2 separate regions of the Homo sapiens genome follow, and region 2 is linked to region 1. A link is an interaction called in ENCODE POLR2A ChIA-PET data of the cell type or tissue named here. Cell type or tissue: GM12878. All regions are shown on one strand.

Evidence for each region. Peaks named below come from ENCODE experiments on the same cell type or tissue, not always from the same donor. Only the 100,000 strongest peaks of a DNase experiment are listed, where the experiment ranks them.
Region 2: POLR2A ChIA-PET joins it to region 1 with 5 read pairs; 2 of 35 experiments call an interaction of 5 or more read pairs at or near these places.

Annotation. Positions count from the first base shown.
Region 1 is chr12:57,262,840-57,265,339 of GRCh38, forward strand. All of the region lies in intron 19 of R3HDM2 (R3H domain containing 2), which reads right to left. Among named protein-coding and RNA genes, the nearest start is that of STAC3, 13 kb to the left of the region's middle. RefSeq lists an enhancer at 947-1,241. In GM12878, a CTCF peak has its summit at 1,095 (motif pointing right); a DNase peak (open chromatin) is centred at 1,139; H3K27ac peaks cover 575 bases.
Region 2 is chr12:57,099,991-57,102,490 of GRCh38, forward strand. It overlaps STAT6 (signal transducer and activator of transcription 6), which reads right to left. Exons shown (of 22, transcript NM_003153.5): 13 at 2,300-2,500; 14 at 6-100. Among named protein-coding and RNA genes, the nearest start is that of STAT6, 10 kb to the right of the region's middle. RefSeq lists enhancers at 30-552, 1,835-2,335, 2,336-2,500. In GM12878, no CTCF peak of the experiment used is centred here; no DNase peak of the experiment used is centred here.

The sequences.
Region 1 (2,500 bases):
CAAGATACCACTATCTAGGAAAAGTACAAGGGGTCAGTCAGAAGCCTAGGATCAACCAGGGTAACTAAGAACAAAGGAGATAAAACTGAGAAAATTCCAAAGAAGCAAGGAAAACAGACGATAAAGAGGGATTCTCCATTTCTTTTGACGTGGGAAGCCTACATTAATTATCTCTTTCTTCTAACCCTGGTCCAGATTTCTAGTGTTGCCAACTTCCAGAACTGTTGTTTTAGTTTACTTAAATTAACCTAGTATGACAGAGTAGGTAATGAAAAATTCTTTTCACTTGATTTGTTTATGGTTCAAAGATCTTGCATTTGAAGATGAATAGATGTAACCACAGTGACCCAATAGATATAAGGACATGCCACAAAGGATACACACAAAAATGCACATACAAGTATACCTACATGTACATGCAGGAGAAAAAATGCCCCGCAGTACCCAGCACCACCATAGGCTACAGTGCTTCTTGGAGCTGGTTTCTGCAATATCTATACCCCACTGGAAATTTTAAGGCCAAGTGCCCCTGGCAGACACTAGGAGAAACAGCCAGAGAGACCAATAACATAATAAAAGTTAAGGACTTTTGAATTAAAAACCTCAGCCTGTATGAAGGCGGAAGTCATTGCTCCTTTTTTTTTGTTTTGAGACAGTCTCGCTATGTTGCCCAGGCTGGAGTGCAGTGGCGCAATCTCGGCTCACTGCAACCTCTGCCTCCTGGGTTCAAGCAATTCTCATGCCTCAGCCTTCCAAGTAGCTGGGATTACAGATGTGCACCCCCATGCCCAGCTAATTTTTGTATTTTTAGTAGAGATGGGGTTTTGCCATGTTGGCCAGGCTGGCTGGTCTCGAACTCCTGGCCTCAAGTGATCCACCCTCCTTGGCCTTCCAAAGTGATGGGATTACAGGCATGAGACACCATGCCTGGCCTGGAAGTCATTGCTCCTTAAAGGTAAGAACTGATCATGTCTAATGAGTAAGATTAATTCTGGAATCTACTCCACAGCATCCAACATAGTGACGTACAAAAAATCTTCAAGTGAAAATATTCCATTTCTAAATAGGGAAAATTGACAAAATATCTCCCTCTCACCAGAAGAGGGCACTCTGACATTCCCACGATAGAGTGGAAAGGAGATGGTTGGAGGCTAAATTAAGACTTCCTGCCGAGGTGGGCAGATCATGAGGTCAGGAGATCAGGCCCATCCTGGCCAACATGGTGAACGCCGTCTCTACTAAAAATTTAAAAATTAGCCAGCTGTGGCGGCATGTGCCTGTAATCCCAGCTACTTGGGAGGCTGAGGCAGGAGAATTGCTTGAACCTGGGAGGCAGAGGCTGCAGTGAGCCGAGATCACGCCACTGCACTCCAGCCTGGGCGACAGAGAGAGACTCTGTCTCAAAAAAAAAAAAAAAGACTTCCTTCCCAGCTGGGCTGGGAAGCTGGCTCAACACCTGTAATCCTAGCACTTTGGGAGGCCGAGGCGGGCGGATCACCTGAGGTCAGGAGTTCAAGAACAGCCTGGCCAACATGATGAAACCCTGCCTCTACTAAAAAAAAAAAAAAAAAAAAATACAAAAATTAGCCAGGCATGGTGGCAGGCGCCTGTAGTCCCAGCTACTCAGGAGGCTGAGGGAGGAGAACTGCTTGAACCTGGGAGGTGGAGGTTGCAGTGAGCCGAGATTGCACCACTGCACTCCATCCTGGGTGACAGAGCAAGACTCTGTCTCAAAAAAAAGAAAAGAAAAGAAAAGAAAAAACAAAAGACTTCCTTCCAGATTTTTTTTTTTTTTTTTTGAGACAGGGTCTTGCTCTCCATGATGACAGGGTGACATCACCATGATGCAGTGGCACCATCATAGATCACTGCAGCCTCAAACACCTGGGCTCAAGTGATCCTCCTGCCTCAGCCTCTCAAGTAGCTGGGACGAACTAAAAGCACATGCCACCATGCCCAACTAATTTTTAAATTTTTTGTAGAGATAGGGTCTTGCTTTGTTGCCCATGCTTGTCTCGAACTCCTGGCTTCAAGAAATTCTCCTGCCTTGGCCTCCCAAAGTGCTGGGATTACAGGTGTGTACCACTGCACACAGTCCCCTAAAGTTTCTTTAACTGCAGTGTATTGCTATTTGAGGGTAGGGTGAAAGGGATACAAACAAGGGCAGCTGTACTTGCGTGTTAGGGGAATTCTTGGCAAAGGCAGTGAAAGGCTGCATGGCATAAACTTATTAACTTGGAATGGCTGGCCTCTCCAAAGAGGGCCCTTAGCTGTGTAACATGATGTCCATTTATTTTCCACTGGAGAGAAAGAAATTGAGTAAAAAAAAGTGTTGAAAATGTGTTGAAGACTCAGTATGGGATGCGGAAAGTCAAAAGACCCAAATTCAAGTTAGAGGATTGTGACTTTAGGCAAGTCATTTAATTTCTTTGAGTTTTAAATTTCCTCCTCACAAAGTTATGGTGAGAATTAAAATGTTACAATGTATGTGAGCACACAA
Region 2 (2,500 bases), 160 kb before region 1:
CTCACCGGTCAGACCAGTAGCTCCGGAGACAGCGTTTGGTGAGGTCCAGGACACCATCAAACCACTGCCAAAAGGTGAAGCCACGGCCCAGCAGGATCTCCTAGGGGGAGAGGGGGAAAGGTGTGAGCCGAGGGAGGGCCAGAGCTGGAGCCTGTTTAGGGCAGGCAGTGAGCTGTGAGTGCCCTCACGACAGAATCACAGGGCTGAGGATCAGACCGAACCTGAGACTCCATCAATGACAACGACCAATCCTAATGCTTACACGTGCCAGCCACTATTTCAAGCCTTTCCATATATTTATTTGCTCTTTACCAGGCTATGGAAGTAGGGATTATAATAATTCCATCTTACAGATGAAGAAATGGAAGTCCAAAAACGTCGAATGACTTGCCCAGGTCTACATAGCTGGTAAGAGGCAGAGCTAGGATTTAAACCCAGGCATTCTGGCCCTGGAGCCCCTCTTAACTACTATGCTACACCCTCTCCCTAAGGAGGTGTGGCAGAGGTGACGCCCAAAGGAAGGTAACCTGCTGGGTGTGACTGTCTTGCTCCCTTTAGCTAACACACCCTCTGGTCACATGAGCATTTCTTTCTTCTCTTTAAAGATTCTGTCTCACACAAAAGAAAGAAAAAGAGAGAAAGAGAAAGAGAAAGAAAGAAAGAAAGAAAGAAAGAAAGAAAGAAAGAAAGAAAGAAAGAAAGAAAGAAAGAGAAAGAAAGAAAGAAAGAAAGAAAGAAAGAAAGAAAGAAAGAAAGAAAAGAAAAAAAAACCAAAACATAAAATAACATAATATAACATAAAATAAAAGAGCAAGAGTCAGAAATATGTGGTTCTCTCCTAGCCATGGCACTCACCTGCTTTGGGAACTTGAACAAACTACATAACCCTCTGAGCATCAGATTCCTCATCTGTAAAATGGGGATAATAATAGTATCTACCTCAAAGAGATGTTGGGAGGATTAAGTGAGATAACATACATAAGGTGTTAAGCACAGCGCCTGGCATATAAGCTGTCAACACGTGGTAGCTGGTATTACTGCACATGTCCCTGTGGGATTTTGTTCAGTTTTTGCAACAGGAATTCTTTTTCTTTCTTTCTTTCTTTCTTTTTTTTTTTAGACAGAATCTCATTCTGTTGGCAGGCTGGAGTGCAGTGGCACAATCTTGGCTCGCTGCAACCTCTGCCTCCCAGGTTCAAGTGATTCTCCTGCCTCAGCCTCCCGAGTAGTTGGGACTACAGGCATGCGCCACCATGCCCAGGTAATTTTTGTATTTTTAGTAGAGACGGGGTTTCACCATGTTGGTCAGGATGGTCTCGATCTCTTGACCTTGTGATCCGCCCGCCTCAGCCTCCCAAAGTGCTGGGATTACAGGTGTGAGCCACCACACCTAGCCTTTTTTTTTTTTTTTTTTGATACAGAGTCTTGCCCAGGCTGGAGTGCAATGGTTTCATCTTCCCTGCAGCCTCTACCTCCTGGGTTCACCTCCTGCCTCAGCCGAGTAGCTGGGATTACAGACGCAAACGACCACTCCTGGCTATTTTTTTGTTTTTAGTAGAGACGGGGTTTTGCCATGTTGGCCAGGCTGGTCTCGAACTCCTGACCTCAGGTGATCTATCCGTCTCGGCCTCCCAAAGTGCTGGGATTACAGGCATGAACCACCATGCCTGGCCTTTTTTTTTTTTTTTTTTTGAGACAGAGTCTTGCTCTGTCACCCAGGCTTGAGTGCAGTGGTATGATCTCAGCTCACTGCAACCTCCACCTCCTGGGTTCAAGCAATTCTCCTGCGTCAGCCTCCCATGTAGCTGGGATTACAGGCATGTGCCACCGCAACTGGCTAATTTTTGTATTTTTAGTAGAGATGGAGTTTCACCATGTTGGCCAGGCTGGTCTCAAACTCCTGACCTCAGGTGATCCACCCACCCCGGCATGTCAAAGACTGGGATTACAGGCATGAGCCGCTGTGCCCGGCCAGGAACTATTTTTCCAACAGGTCAAAGTCACTTTGAATCAGAGCTCTGTTTACACACAACCTGGGTGAGTCATGCAAGTCACTGGTAAAGAGGAAGGACAGATGGCCCCCAGACCAAAACCTCAGGGATGTCAGAGAACGCATCTCCAGAGCCAACCCCCAGGCCTGGGGTTTTTCCTCCCTGGTCCATGACAGGCCTTCCTAAAGGACCTGAGGGGGCACTGTGGAGAATCCAGTGGAAGGTCCCTGCATGGAGGCTGAGCAGGCCCTGAGTGCCCCAGGGATGAAGAGCTTGGGGGTGGGAGGTCCAAAGGGCAGGAGAATGACCTTGTTGAACTGCGACCAGGACACAGAACGGTGCTGGAAGGCCTCCATACTGAGGCTGTTGTCATTGAAGATCTTCTGGGCCAGGAAGAGGAAGTGCTCTGGGAGCAGCCCCCGGTTGGTCCCCACCTCAGCCATGAACTTCAGGTTCAGAGTTTCACACATCTTCTCCCAGGGCACCCGCTCAGCCACCACAAAGGGCAC